Linked DNA regions of Mus musculus: region 2 is linked to region 1. The links are chromatin loops, found by intact Hi-C in ENCODE. Cell type or tissue: left cerebral cortex. All regions are shown on one strand.

Region 1 (8,000 bases):
TGTTCTTCTCAGACCGGCTGTCCCCTTCCCATTGCACGCATACCTTACCCGAGGAAGTTCCTTCACAGGCTACACTGGGCCTTTGTAGGGGCTTGAAACACACACCAAGGAGAGGTTGAGCCAGGGTGCCTCGGCGTTCCCTTATCTGAGACTGTAAGTGTGCTCCCACATTGACAGCAATGTTTACAGATGATAACCTGTTGTGCTGTGTCTGCTATGTTCTTGGAGGCTGAGCAGCACTGTTTGGGACACAGTGATGTTGATTTAACAGAGTTGTCTCTAGTTACATGCAGCTGGACTACGTTGACGACTGTACAGTCAGACATTTGCCATGGTTTGATTTTGGGGATGGGGAATAGGGTGAGACAGGGTTTCTCTGTACAGTACTGGCTGTCCTGGAACTCTCTTTGTAGACCAGGCTGGCCTTGAACTCGTAGAGATCTGCCTGCCTCTGCATCTCAAAGGCTGGAATTGAAGGCATGTGCCACCACTGCCCAGCTAGTATGATTTTTTTTTGTTGTTATTAGCAATCAAAAACTTTAAGACAAGTGTGGTGCTGTATGTGGAGAAAAGGGAAGGGGACTTATCTCTGTCCTTCATTCTCAGTACATGTATGACTCTCAGAGCGTGTGTTCACGTGGTAAAAAGCTCATTGCGAGTTTACACATTCAGTCATAGATTGAGTAAGGGGTTATAACAGAGAATATGCACGTGCATATACACTAGGAGCGATTGTCTGGCTTAACTTTCACCATTTGTTACTAGCATGGAGGGCCACGGAAGGCTTAAGACTTTATATAACTAAGCCCTCCTTGAAGTTTTGACAAACTCAGTCAATATCTTATCCCCTGCTTTTGCACGTGGGGTCCTGTGGTGTGTATCTTTTTTGTGACCTTCTGTTAATGGTTTCTGTAACCCCTTGGAATGTGCCCTAAGTTCTAGAAGTCTGCTGTTACCTCAGAAGCAATCAAGAAGTCCTGTTAGAAAAGGGACTTGAATGTCTGTGTGGTTGTTACCCCAACATGCTGGCTGTTTCTGCAGAATGAACGCCCTTTGCCTTTGCACACTCTGAGTCTGGGGTCTTCCTCCAGAGAATGTCAGACCCTTACAATACATCATAAGCCATTTGCCAACACTGCGAGATACCAAAGAAGCTTTATCCTTTAAAGGGGCCCAAACATTTCTCAAGTCTAAGGAACACCGTACCGTCAAACACTTGTGAGGACAGGAAATGGTCTTTTATGTTTCCCAGCCCCAGGACTTGTTATGTGTTTCTTAACCCCAACTTCACTTCAGAATCAACCAAGAAGCCTTGTACAGACCCCACCCTAGCTGGAGAGATGGTTCAGAGGGTAAGAGGATCTGGGTTCAATTCCCAGCACCCACACGGGGCCTCAAAATCCATCTGAATTTTTAGTTCAAAGGGGCCCGTGACCTCCAAAGGCTCCTGCTTGCAATGTGGTGCACCTAAACTCATACAGGCACATTCAGACACACACAAAAATAGTAATTTAAAAAAAAATGTAAGTGAGCCGGGTAGTGGTGGAACATGCCTTTGATTCCAGCACTTGGGAGGCAGAGGCAGGCAGATTTCTGAGTTTGAGGCCATCCTGGTCTACAGAGTGAGTTCCAGGACCGCCAAGGCTATACACAGAAACCCTGTCTTGAAAAACAAACAAACCAAAAAAAGTATTATCAAGATATGTTATATACATGCATGAAAATATCACAAGGGCCTGGGGATACAGCCTAACTGTTGGTCGAGTGCTTGCCTTGCTTCCCAGCGTCTCCTGAACTGGGTGACAGCTTGTGCTTATAATCCCAACACTTGAGGGTACAGGCAGGAGGACCAGAGGTTCAAGGTCATTCTGAGCTACAGGAGCCCTGGTCTAAGCAAGCAAGCAAGCAAGCAAGCAAGCAAGCAGGCAGGCAGGCAGGCAGGCAGGCAGGCAGGCAGGCAGGCAGGCAGGCAGGCAGGCAGGCAGGCAAGCAGGCAGGCAGGCAAGCAAGCAAGCAAGCAGGCAGGCAGGCAAGCAAGCAAGCAAGCAGGCAAGCAAGCAAGCAGGCAGGCAAGCAAGCAAGCAAGCAGGCAGGCAAGCAAGCAACAACAACAACAAAGAAAACCTGTCATAATGAAACCAACTATTTTATATTATCGATATATGCTAAAATACACCCAGCGTCAGAGGATGGGAGAACAGATAACGCAGACAGTGGCCAAAGGCAGCTATAGTAGCCACACTGACATCAGAACCAGATATAGGACAGAGATTGTGCCTAGATATTTTTCACCAGGCTTGAGAGATGTCTCAGACATCGCGTAGGACAATTCTACTACATTAAAAGGTGGTCCCTTTGAAGCTGCCGATGTAACTCGGGAATGTGTGCCTGCGTTTCTGTAGCAGAGTTTCATTTCCAGGAGGGAACGCACTTTAGAGAAACTTCACCTCACCAGCATCCAGGCCGAACCTCTGAAATTCAAACATGAGTCAACTGAATGGGTGGTCTCTATTTTCTATTTATGACACCTGGCAACTTTGAACGGGACATACTGCCTTAATCACCCATTTAAGAATCTTTTCCTGGTCCGGAAAAGAACGCGCTCGGCAGTCGCACAGAAGCGTTGCAAGGAGCCAGGGATTTGTGTTCGGGAAAGCTGAGTACAGAGAGGGGCTGGGCTGGTGTGAGCTGTGGCTTTCAGAGCCCAGGAGCCCGGTGAGGATCGAGCTTGGTCGCCTCTCACCCTGGTAGCCGTGCCACGGCACAGTTCGTGTTAGAGAGCGATTTGCACTCACTGCTTCAACGGGATGCACCCATCCCCAATGCCCTGGTTGTTCGCTGGCAGTGCAAAGCAAAGGAAGACACAGGCCCAGCCCCCTCGCCGATGCGAGCCACAACAGATCACACGCGCTGGACCCAGGGCCGAACTCCTGGCAAATCTAGTTCCAAGGTTCAGACCACCCCTAGCAAACCTGGAGGTGACCGCTTTATCCCCCAAACGCAGTGCTTCTCAAATGGAGGTGGCCAGCTTCCTCTTAAGCAAGGAAAACCAGCCAGAAGACAGGGGGACGCCCATGAAAAAGGAGCATCAGAAAGCCTGGTCTCTCAACCTGAACGGTTTTGATGTGGAGGAAGGCTCAGCGGCAAACCTCAGAATGCCCCAGAAGGCTACCAGAACAGACTGAAAGCACTCTACAGCCAGAAAGGCACGCCTGGCTCCAGCAGGAAGGCTTGCAGATGCATCCCTTCTCTGCCAGACAGGAATCTTGATGCCCCCGAAATCCGGAATGACTACTACCTGAATTTTGTAGATTGGAGCTCTGGAAATGTATTGGCTGTGGCACTGGACAACAGTGTGTACTTATGGAACGCTGGTTCTGGTGACATCCTGCAGTTGTTGCAAATGGAGCAGCCTGGGGGCTACATATCCTCGGTGGCCTGGATCAAGGAGGGCAACTACCTAGCTGTGGGCACCAGCAATGCTGAGGTGCAGTTATGGGATGTGCAGCAGCAGAAATGACTTCGAAACATGACCTGTCACTCCGCTCAAGTAAGCTCTCTCAGTTGGAACAGCTATATCCTGTCCAGTGGTTCACGGTCTGGCCACATCCACCACCATGATGTTCGGGTAGCAGAACACCATGTGGCCACACTGAGTGGCCATAGCCAGGAAGTATGTGGGCTTCGCTGGGCCCCAGGATAGACGACACCTGGCAAGTGGTGGCAATGATAACATTGTCAACGTGTGGCCCAGTGGTCCTGGAGAAAGTGGATGGGCTCCCCTGCAAATATTCACTCAACATCAAGGTGCTGTCAAGGCTGTTGCATGGTGTCCCTGGCAGTCCAATATCCTGGCAACAGGAGGAGGAACCAGTGACCGGCACATTTGCATTTGGAACGTCTGCTCAGGGGCCTGTCTGAGTGCTGTGGAGGTGCATTCCCAGGTGTGCTCTGTCCACTGATCTCCCCAACATAAGGAGCTGATCTCAGGTCACGGCTTTGCCCAGAACCAGCTGGGTATTTGGAAGTATCCAACCATGGCCAAGGTGGCTGAGCTCAAAAGTCACACAGCACGGGTCCTGGGTCTTACAATGAGTCCAAATGGGGCCACAGTGGCATCAGCAGCAGCTGACGAGACTCTACAGTTGTGGCGCTGCTTTGAGATGGACCCTGCCCTTTGGTGTGAGCAGGGGGGTTGGGGGTGGGGAGCCAGTGTAGCTAAAAGTAGCCTCATCCACCAAGGCATCCGTTGAACAAACCCATTTCCTTTCTTGTTTTTATGTTATTTTTTCTAATAAAGTTTGTATCTTCCTTTCTTAAAAAAAAAAAGAATCTTTTCCTTAAGCAAGGCCTGGTGTTGCGCGCCTTTAATCTCAGCACTCAGACCTTTATGTAGACCACCAGTATGGCCTACACAGTCATTTGATGGCCAGCTGGGGCTACACAGTGAGACCTTATCTCGCTATAAAAACAAACACAAGCTGGGCATGGTGGCACACGCCTTTAATCCCAGCACTCGGGAGGCAGAGGCAGGCGGATTTCTGAGTTCGAGGCCAGCCTGGTCTACAAAGTGAGTGCCAGGACAGCCAGGGCTACATAGAGAAACCCTGTCTGGAAAAACAAAACAAAAAAAAAACCCAAAACAAACAAACAAACAAACAAACAAGAACAACAACAACAAAACACAACCCAAAAACAAAAAGAAAAAAAACAAAAAACAAATACAGCCAACAAGAATAAGTTCCCTCATCCCCTTTTAATATGGCAGCCAAGTTGTTAAGTCCAAATGGGGTGACCTGTCTCCCTCTAGTGGCGAATCCTGTCAATGCACCTTCAGTGACCAGGCCCTAGTCAGCCCTCACCAGAAGTCAGCTTCTAAGTCCGCAACAGTAGCAGTGAAACAAAGGGGCCAAAAGAGGGTCTTTATACTTCCAGGGCCCACCTGAGAAGGAGATGTTCTGTCAGATGGACGTCAGATGGGCACAAAGCTGCCGTCGACCTGATGGTGGTGTGGTTCTCAGGAAGATTTCCCAGTGCATGATGCACCTGTAGGCACTGCCTCTGTGTAAGTCAGATCCCAGAATATGAAAAGTGCTACGAGCCTGGGGAGGCAGTGCAGTAGCAACAAAGGGTCTCCTTAAGTAGCTAAGGACACATCTTGTAAAAACAAATAAAAACAAGCGAAAGAACAATTGATCACTCTCTCTTTCCTCAGCTACTTCTAAACAGAATCCAGAACACTTGGGTGGAAGGTGTTAGTTCATCATCAGTAATTTTAACTATGTGCATTTTCCTTTTTCTTCCCAAGACACCCCCCCCCATAGCCAGAATATCTACTCTGCCAACTTCCTGTCTTCATCTTTATCGTTAGCCCCTTTGCGAAATGTCTTCTGCTGACATAGGCTGAGGGAGTGAGGGGTGCAGGGGACTTGCAAGTCACTAGAAGACTGAATTCCTTCTTGCCTTTGTTCCTCCAGGTGGAGAAAAAGACTTATCCCAGTAAAAAAGCATTCCATCACAGAAATCCATGTGTATTACGCATGCCCTCAAGACCAGCAATTCTGTGATCACTGTAAGCCTGAGAAGAGTTGTAAGAAAAAGCTGAATGGGGCCTGGGGACACTGCCCACCGGACAAGTGCTTGGTGTGCAAGTGTGAAGTCCTGAGTACAAACCTCCAATACCTAACAAAAAAGCCAGACTTCACTGTTCATACCCAGTCCTAGCATTGGGCACAGACAGGGAGATTCCCAGAGCTTACTGGTCAACCAGCTAAGGCAGAATGGTGAGCTTCCTCTCCTGTGAGAGGTCTTGTTTCAAGACGATAGGGTGGAGGACAACATCCTATGTTTACCTTCACATGTGCGCATGGGTACGGACATGTGTGACACCTGTGTACTCACATTCCTGCTCAGGAGTGTGCACACCCATGTGTACAGCACAGCAGACACACAGGGGTGGGGGAGAGCGAGAGGGGGAGGGACAGGGGAAGAGCGACAGAAGGGAGAGGAAGGAAGGAAGGGAGGGAGGGAGATATTAAGAGTTTTGTGTGTTTATTTATCGAGATTGGGCTTCTCTGTGTAGACCTGGCCACCCTGGAACTCACTCTGTAAATCAGGCTGGCCTCCAATTCACAGAGATCCACCTGTCTCTGCCTCCCGAGTGCTGGGATTAAAGGTGTGTGCCACCACCGCCTGGCATGAGTTTCAAATGTAATGAATTAAAATATTCCCTCCTGGAGTGAGAAGGGAAGCCCCTAAAATGTAGGAAGCCTAGAAAACTCAAAGGTCAAGAAGTTATAGGATCCCCAGAACCCTCAGCGGGGTTGCAAGCGCGGTGTGCAATGGCTGAGGCTGAGGAGACGCCCAGTCGAACTGCCTGTGAGTTGGGCACGGGGCCTTTGGGAGTCCTTGTCTGAGCTCTTGTGAGAAACCTGAATGAATTCGCTGGCTCAGCAAGCTGGACATCCAGCGGTGGTTCTCAGATCCTGTGAGCCTTTAATATAGTTCATGGTGTACTGACACCAACCTAAGATTATTTTCATTGCTACTTAACTGTAATTTTGCTTGTTATGAATCATAATGTAAACACCTGACATGCAGGATATCTAATATTTGATCCCTGTGAAAGGGTCATTTGACTCCCAAGGGGGTCACAACCCACCTGTTGAGAACGCTGATTTAGGCGGCACCTTCTCCTTAGTCTATTGCTGGTGCCTGACCTTGGGCAGTGATGTTTCTTCACCTTGGAAGAGTCAGGCCACAGCCAGTGATCTGAGCACCTAGAGCTGAGGCAGGAGCATCTTTAAAAAAAACCCAAAATCAAACTTTGGTTGCAACTGGAATTTGTCACTATTATCAATCAACAAAGCATTTCTTGGGAACAAATATGAATTTATTATTTCCTTCTCTGTAAGGAAGATGAAAAGTACAAACTGTGTTCACCCTCTTAGTCTCTTGAGGTAGAGCAGAAGGGATCTCAGAGACAGAGGAATGAGAGACAGTAACACTTGGAAGGGACAGCAGTGTGGATCCAGAATGCCAGAATGCAAGTCCTGCTGTCAGGAACGGGTTGTAGACGGCACCTCTGCCTCACGGATTCCAGTTTAAAGGAGCAGCACCTGAGATCCAGAGTCCTGGTTCCGGTGTGTGTTAGGTTTGTCGATATACAACAGTGGGGCTCCAGACAAAAATATAAAAGGATGCAGACACAAAGGTGATGCATAGAAACACACAAACGTGGTTATTTCATTACACAAACAGCCAGAACAGTCATCTGCTTCAATTTCAGATCTCATTCATTCGGTAGCTGTGGGCACTGTCTGTGCCAGCGCTGCACTGTCACAGGGGCTGGGGGGCCACAGGGAGGAACTGAGACCCTGCTCAAAGAGCTTCTGCAATACAGAGGGAGGCAAACACCAAAGGACCAATGCACACAGGGACACACGGCTTCCATGGGGTTAGGGAAGGCTTTGTTAACACGTTCCCCAGGTCTCCAGAGAAGTCCGAGGCCATCTGAAGCATCACAGGCTCTGGGCTCTGTATTTTATATAGTACCTATATACATGCACACATACCTCTACACCTGTACATATGTGTACGACAGGCTCTTGCTATGTGGCTGAGGTTGGCCCACATTCCTAGGCAGCTGGGATGAGAACAAGCCAGGCACACTTGTGCCTGACCTGATTTTAAATGAACATTTTCATAGGTTATAGATTTCTGCCCAGGCTCTAAATGATTACATTTAAATGATTACATATGTAATGAGTCTAGAACAGCATTTCTCACTGTAGACGTCACTGTGATAGGTACGTCGTGGCAATTCTAGTGGAGTGCAGCCAGCTCCCCTGTGTAGCTGTGCTCACAGGCCTGTTGCTATTTACATGTGTCTGTGAAAGCACTGATTTCTCATGAGGCTTTTACATGAATCTTAGACGGCGCTCAGCTTCTCCAAGAACTATCAACATAAACAAAGTGCCCTCAAGTGCATGGTCTTTCTT
Region 2 (8,000 bases), 66 kb before region 1:
CTTATGCAGGGGGCGGTAAGCATTGATCTTATGCAGGGGGCGGTAGGCATTGAGGAGGTATACTGAGTTTCAAGTCCTGCCGTCTTGGGCTCTGCAGTTTTTTACAGGCTGGTGGATAATGATTGACGCGGCAGTGGTGTACCCTAAGCCTGAGCAGCTGAACCACGCTTTCCACACGTGCGGTGTGTTTTCCACGCTGGCCTTCTTCATGTGAGTGTGATGTGATTCTCAAGTCAGTATTGCTTTTCGAAAATCGTCCTCTTCAACTGCTAGTGTTTTTGTTTTTTTGTTTTTTTGTTTGTTTTGTTTTGTTTTGTTTTAACCAACTTCTAAACTTTATTGATGGGCTCTTCTTTAACATGATGAATTTAGTCCCCACCCCCTTTTTTTTTTTTTCTCGAGACAAGGTTTCTCTGTGTAGTCCTGGCTGTCCTGGAACTTACTCTGTAGACCAGGCTGGCCTTGAACTCAGAAATCTGCCTGCCCCTGCCTCCCAAGTGCTGGGATCAAAGGCGTGCGCCACCACGCCCGGCTCAGTTTTGTTTTATTCATATGTTTATTTATAGATTCATTTATTTTGAGATAGGGTCTCTCTATGTTGCCCTACTAGAACTTGCCATGTAAACCAGAAAGTTTATATTATGAAAGGTAAAACTGCTTGCTATCCTTCAAACTACAAGTAAGCATCCCTTCTAGCGGCACACCTTGCTTCCCTTCCTCTCTCCCTCCCTCTCTCCCTCCCTCTTCCTCCCTCCCTCTGCCTCTCTCTCTTCCTTTCTCCCTTCTCCATTTCTTTCTCAATTCAACCACAGCCTTGTGCATACTAAAAATGTGCTTTAACACTAAGCTATACTCCAGTGTCTATTTACTTTAACAATTTTTGAATAGTTTTTATTTTATTTAATGTGTACAGGTGTTTTGGCCTACTTGTATGTATTCCAAATGTGCGCAGTACCTGTAGAAGCCAGAAGAGGGCATTGGACCCTCTGGAACTGGAGTTACAGATAGTTGTGAGCTACCATGTGGGTTCTGGGTTCTTTAGACAGCTCCTAACAAGTGAACCGTCTCCAGCCCCACCTGTTTAATTATTATCATGGAAACTTTAAAATGGGATAAATAACACAGACTCATCTGTATATTCATGTATACAATAGGTAAAGAAATGAGAAGCTAGGTGTGGTGGCTCGCCTTTAGTCCCAGCATTTGGGAGGCAGAGCAGGTGGGTAGGTCTCTGAATTGGAAGCCAACTTAGTCTATGTAACAGGGCTGGATAGTAGGACCCTGTCTCAAAAGAAAGAAAAGTGAGCTTGTGAGATGGCTCAGTGGGTAAGAGCACTGACTGCTCTTCCGAAGGTCCGGAGTTCAAATCCCAGCAACCACATAGTGGCTCACAACCATCCGTAATGAGATCTGACTCCCTCTTCTGGAGTGTCTGAAGACAGCTACAATGTACTTACATATAATAAATAAATAAATCTTTCAAAAAAAAAAAAGAAAGAAAGAAAGAAAAGGGGAGGAATGGAAAGAAGATTAGTGCCTGTCTCATAGTCTCATGTGGTTTTGGGTGTGCTTAGTGGAAAACAAAAGGAATAATATTTCTGCACTAGAATTTCTTTTAACTCCTTAGCTCAACCTAGGAAATAGTCTGTTTCTCTCTCAAATGATATGAAATGCCTATGTAATTGTGCTGACGCAAGTGCTCATTGGCTGATCTTGTCTGCAGGATAAATGCTGTATCCAATGCCCAGGTGCGAGGTGACAGCTATGAAAGCGGCTGCTTAGGACGAACTGGTAAGAGTGTGAAGGAGATGGAGGGACACTCTCGGAACAGGGACAAGTCCCCGGAAGGCAGAGCCTCCTCAGGAGTCTCTAGGTTTATTTTATGTGTGTGAGTGCTTTGCTTGTATGTATGCAAGTGCACTGTGTGTAGTACATCGTGCCAAGGAGGCCAGAGGATGTCAGATCCCCTGGAACTGAGTCTGAACAGCTGTGAGCTGCCACAGGGTGCTGGGAGCCGAGCCTGGATCCTCTGCAAGAGCAGCAAGTGCTTATAACTGCTGATCTCCAGCCCTACACCTTCACTTTCTAAGACAGGGTCTCTCGTGGTTCTGGAGTTCATCGGTTTGGCTGGCAGTAGGCTCCAGGGAGCTGCCCGTTTCCACCCAGACACTGCCCCTGAACCTGTCAAGAGTGTTGTGGTTGGCCTCCTTTAGCAGCAGAGCAATCTGCCTGTCTGTGGAGGCTGCTGTGCAAAGCCTTCGGTGTTCTTCAGAAGCCTGCCCCTGAGTCCCAGGGCAGCGATGGCCATCTGATAGCTCCATTATCCCATCCTTTGAGTTATGGTTTAATAAGCCGGTTAGTGAGGTGATTGCCAATGGCATTTTCTTAACTTGCTCAAGAATTAGTTTCTCTAGCAGTAAATAGCTAACTAGTCTCCTTTCTAAGTTGTCTAACCCTTTTTACTTTTTTTGTTTTGGGATGTGTGTGTGTGTGTGTGCGTGTGTGTGTGTTTGTCTGTGTCTGTGAGAGTTCGAGAGCTCACTTTAAATCTTCATGTAGTTAAGTGTTGTAGCAGGAATATACAGGATTCACTAAGTCAGCTACTTCTAATGCTGCAGGAGTGTAAGACATTGTAGCTCTGTGTAGCTGCAGGAGTGTAAAACATAGCTCTGTGTAGCTGCGGGTGTGTAAGACATTATAGCTCTGTGTAGCTGCAGGTGTGTAAGACATTATAGCTCTGTGTAGTGCTGTGGGAGTGTAAGACATTATAGCTCTGTGTAGCTTCAGGAGTGTAAGACATTATAGCTCTGTGTAGCTGCAGGTGTGTAAGACATTATAGCTCTGTGTAGTGCTGTGGGAGTGTAAGACATAGCTCTGTGTAGTGCTGTGGGAGTGTAAGACATTATAGCTCTGTGTAGCTTCAGGAGTGTAAGACATTATAGCTCTGTGTAGCTGCAGGTGTGTAAGACATTATAGCTCTGTGTAGTGCTGCGGGAGTGTAAGACATAGCTCTGTGTAGTGCTGTGGGAGTGTAAGACATTATAGCTCTGTGTAGCTTCAGGAGTGTAAGACATTATAGCTCTGTGTAGCTGCAGGTGTGTAAGACATTATAGCTCTGTGTAGCTGCGGGTGTGTAAGACATTATAGCTCTGTGTAGCTGCGGATTGTAAGGAAGCCCCTGTCCCCCGCAGGTGCTCGGGTCTGGCTCTTCATTGGGTTCATGCTGATGTTCGGGTCACTCATCGCCTCCATGTGGATCCTTTTTGGTGCATATGTTACTCAAAGTAAGTGTGCATCTCTCCTTTATGTTACAGGCGGACTTTATGTTTGGCTTCTTCTGTCTGGTTCGTTTGGAGTTACTATGAATGTGATTATTGAATTAGCTTAAATTCTTCCTCTGGGTAAAGACACACTAATTCATAGAACCTGTCTTAGTAAGTGTGTTGGTTCATAGAAAATCACAGCCTCTAACCAATCCAGGCCCCCCAGCCATCTCTAGAGTTCCTGAATGACTTCCCTTGGGCAGCTAAGTTCTTAAACTACAAATCCGCCCACTGGGGGCCACAGTGAGAGAGTAAGAAAGGGGTACGAGTCTGCTGTATGCACTCCTTGTACACAGTTCAAAGTTCTTAGACCCAGAACACTGAAAGTCAAGCTTTTCTTTACTAGTGTACAGTGAAACCTGATCTAAACGGACATATGGCTCATTCTTTCTTTATTGCATTTATTCTAAGTAGTCAAAGTGTTTTCTTGCAGGAGTGGATTTGAATTAAGTGTATTTGACTGTGGGCTGCTGAGCCCGAGCCAGCTAGGGTGCTGTAAAATACCAATTAGTTTTTAGCTTGTTTCCAGACTGAGAACTCAGAACGATGGCACTAGGTGATAGGTTTTCTCATTTCATCTGAAAGACAGACAAGCCGTTGACAGTTGCTGTAGAGAAACTGGGACTAAGCCAGCCATCTGGTGCAGTGTCGGGAACCTTTGTAACGGGCTCTGCTTAGTTCCCATCTTAGTCATAAAACCCAGCGCACAGCAGAAGGCTTCTCAGCTCTGGTCTCATGTGATCGCTGCAGCGGCGCCCGTTCTGTGAGCTTTGCTACTTAGAAAGTGAGCTTTCTCTCATTTCAGGGGCCACTTCTGACATATTTCAGATTTTACCATAGTGCTTCTTGAACTATTAATACTTATAGTAGCAGCTACCGTTTATGTATACATTGAGCATCTCTAATCTGATTTGAGATCCAAATTGCTCCAAAATTAGAAACATTCTGAGTTCTGATCTGACACCACAAGTCTGAGTCAACCCCTGACCTCCTGACCTCGTGTGATGGATGGAGTCAAACAGGTGCACTAAAAACTTGTATAAAGTCACTTTCAAACTGTGTGTGAAGGTACACACGCAACATAACTGAACTTCATGTTCACACCTGGGTCCCACTCCCAAGATTGGCATATGCATGTATCCCCAAATCTAAAAACTGGACTCTGACCCCGAGATTTTTAAATAAGGTGTATGTGTCTGGTATCAAGTAATGGTCCAAATACAGTCGCAGCCATTAGACTGAGTCGCCCACTTAATTCTCACTCCTGTTTGGTGTCCTCTGATAGAATACCCATTCTACAGATGAGAAAGTTAAGACCCTGAGATTTAGTAATCTGCTCAAGGATATGCATTTAGTCAGTAGCAGAATTAGGATTCATCAGCAAGGACTTGGCTCAGACTTGGAACTCTCCAGCCAACCTGCTGTTTGTTTCTTATGCTCTCAGAAGACTGAAATGTAAACCAGTTTCTTTATGATAGCCAGTGGTTTTTACACCAGTAGTTACAGTTTAGCAAAATTCCCATCTTCCTAGGGATATTTAGCTGATTGCTTCAGTCATGAAGAGAGCATGATGGCTCCTTTGTGTCACTCTGGGTTTGCATGATGTCACACATGAGTCAGCAGATTTAAATAATCAACCTCCTTTTTATTTCTATGCTGGCCTTTCCGGGGAAAGGTGTTGTGCTTTCTTGGCACTGTTTGTTTTTGAGACCATGACCCACTGTTTGCCAGGCTGGCCCACTGTTTGCCAGGCTGGCCCCGTTTCCACTCTTTCTTGGGCTGAAGTGTTCCTGCTGCTGAGTCTCTACATAGCTGGAACTGTGGTGTCCAGTCCTGCGGCCTTTGTGGCCTGAGCCATATGAGCTAGACAGAGAGTTCCCTGGCATTTATTTGGAGTAAAAGTAACCTTTTGTTTTAGGGAATGAAATTATTTGTTTCAATGTAGACATCTTTGAGTTGACGGTAAATGTCCTGTGTTCTGACACACAGAGCCCATGTTGCTCTGAACTGCACAGGCAGTGCCGCTCCCCTCCTCCACTGCCCCCCTCCTCTGCCGCCCCCTCGCCCCCCACCCCCTCACCTCCCTCCTCTGCCGCCCCCTCCTCTAATCCGTTTCCCTCTCCGTGTGCAGATATTGATGTTTACCCTGGACTAGCTGTGTTCTTTCAAAATGCTCTTATATTTTTTAGGTAAGTTGTCTAATTTCCTTTCCTTTTACATTTTTAAAAAGATTAATTTTATGTGTATGCACGAGTGACTGCATGTATACATGTGTTCTGTGTGCATGCTGGTATGGTACCCGGGAGGCCTGAAGAGTGTACCCACTCCCCACGAACTGGAATTGCAGGGGGTTGAGCCACCATGTGATGATATTGGGTTATCTACAAGAGCAGCAAGTGCTCTCAACTGCTGAGCCATCTTTCCAGCTCCAAGGCACCACGTTTCTCATTTATACCTAAAACATTTACAGACTCCTGTATCAACAGCATCCTAAGAGTGTCATGGCCATGGGACATTAGTGGGAACCTTTTAGCCAGGGCCCTGCGATGTGCCAAGACCGCCTTCATCTGGACAGTCTTCTCTTCCCTGTCCAGTTTGTTACGACGTAGGAAGGTACCACGTGCTCTCCTGTTTGTAGAGCTCAGAGCTCCTGAAAGACACAGCAAGTACATGCAGAGCCGGAGCGTCCAGATTGTGGCTGCCACAGCCCGGGTTTTGCTTAACAAAACAGTGCACACTTATACGAAAGAAAGGGGGAGAAGTGAATCTGTGAGTTCGAGGCCAGCCTGCTCTACATAGCTAGTTCCAGGACAGCCAGGGTTACAGTGAGACATGCCTCCAAAAAAGAAAGGGGAAACACTGTACACAGCACGCTGGGACTGAGTTTTCTAGACAACTTAAAGTGAGTGTAGAAGTAACATTGTACTAAAAGTGTTTCATAGAAACTTGTTAGAGCCTCTCACTGGAAACCTGCCTGCTGTACTTGTCCCAGGGACATCTGTCCAGGCCAGGGTGAGAGGGTCAGCTGTGCACTACAGGATTATCTTTCTGTCCAAATCACAGAAGCTCAACACTGGACACCTTTGCTATTGGCCACCGTCATAGCAATGTGGCAGTGTGTGGTGTGGTTTTCTTTGTGTTTCTCTGGCCTTGTGTTTTGCTTTTCTGCTGTCTTCTCTCCGTGTGCGTGGTTTCCAGTGTTCCATCCTGAGGCTCCCTGAGCTGAGCTTCCTCGGTGTCCCCTGGACTGCTTACCCCACACACTGGATTTTCCACCCTAGAAGCTCAGCTCAGGTCTTTGGTGTTTTCCGTGTCTTTCCTTAGCACCCCTGACAGTTTATAACCTTTCTGATACCCATATCTAAGGCCTGGGCTGTATTAATGTATTGACTATTTCTATTTACTTCTCAGTTTGGGTTATTTATTCCATTTGCAGCTTTCTGTGCAGTTTGTTGGGGTTGTAGTTTTTGGTATTCTGTTTTGGTAGTGTTTTTGAGCCCAAGTTTCACGTATCCTAGGCTGATGCTATGACCGACACCTCCTGCCACTCCTTCACAGCATGGTCTATGGTTGGACTGTGAGAGTGTCAGTTGTGTCCCTCAGTAGGCTCTGTTCCACGAGGAGCATATCTGTTCATTTAGATTCAGCCATATTCCAGCACTTAGCTGGAGGCCTGGCGCATCCCAGGATTCAGCCTGCAGTAAACTTGAAGGAGAGAGAATTACACCTGGTCTGTGTGAGGATGTTTCTGTGACCATAGCACAGACAGGGGTGCCCATTAACCACACAAGGCAGCCTCTGCCTCCCACACTTCCCTAGGCAGTGGCTGTCTGTGTCACACGGGTGTTCTTCACGCAGAAATGAGTGTGCGTCTGCTTTCCAGAAGGAGCAATGCCTCAGCAGCACCTCTGAGCTTGCCCTAGTGTTAGGTCTTCGAGCCGTGTAGGGGGTGAGCTCTGGGGTGCTTGTTCGTGTCTCTCACAGCTTTACCCATCCCTTTCCAGCACTCTGATCTACAAATTTGGAAGAACTGAAGAGCTCTGGGCCTGAGATCACCGCACACCACCCCTTCCTCTTGTATTCCATGGCGAGCTCCGTTATCTCCAGTATATGACGTTACAGATTGCCAAATGGAGCGTTGTGTGCTCAGGGCTTCATTTCTTCATAGTTTTGTGCCCTGAGTTTGTCTTGGTTTTTCATCGACTAGGCAAGCTAATATGTTGATAATATATCACTACGTATACATGACGCTGAAGTCAGGTTTTTACTCCCAAGACTAAGATTGGTATGGCTCCCGAGCCAGGGTTATGCTGTCTTGGTGTTTAGAGGTAAATACTTTGTCTTGGTATCTCTGATGTTTGAAAATGTGCAAAATACACAGCTCCGTGTCCCTAGAGGCCCTGAGCCATTAACGAAGGCATTTCTGCCAGGTGTAATTTATTCTGACTTAGCAATGAGATTTTTTTTTCAAGGAAAAAAAAGTTTGTGCATATGTATTAAAGAGCTGGACTTTTTATATGAAGATTTTTTTAAATGCCCAAAGGACTAGTTTGAAAGCCCTCTTTGCAAAGAATTCCTCTAACTTGACTTTTGTTTGAGAAGGGATAACACAGAGATAACACTCCATTTTGTAAATCAGACGGCAGGCAGCTGAGCTCTGTGCTTCCCGTCTCACCG

What was found. A loop is a pair of places that touch in the nucleus more often than their neighbours do. Peaks named below come from ENCODE experiments on the same cell type or tissue, not always from the same donor. Only the 100,000 strongest peaks of a DNase experiment are listed, where the experiment ranks them.
Region 2: a loop joins it to region 1, with 2.4 times the contacts of the local background. A loop is called at or near these places in 29 of 42 quality-filtered maps.

What each region holds. Positions count from the first base shown.
Region 1 is chr16:91,509,394-91,517,393 of GRCm38, reverse strand. Ifnar1 (interferon (alpha and beta) receptor 1) reads right to left here. Exons shown (of 11, transcript NM_010508.2): 11 at 6,871-8,000. It also overlaps the pseudogene Gm7856. Among named protein-coding and RNA genes, the nearest start is that of Mir6367, 14 kb to the left of the region's middle. In left cerebral cortex, a CTCF peak has its summit at 4,815 (motif pointing left); a DNase peak (open chromatin) is centred at 4,822.
Region 2 is chr16:91,575,486-91,583,485 of GRCm38, reverse strand. It overlaps Tmem50b (transmembrane protein 50B), which reads left to right. Exons shown (of 7, transcript NM_030018.3): 3 at 98-210; 4 at 1,724-1,791; 5 at 3,192-3,284; 6 at 5,455-5,512; 7 at 7,328-8,000. The coding sequence ends at 7,373. Among named protein-coding and RNA genes, the nearest start is that of Tmem50b, 18 kb to the left of the region's middle. In left cerebral cortex, a CTCF peak has its summit at 955 (motif pointing right); DNase peaks (open chromatin) are centred at 979 and 3,953.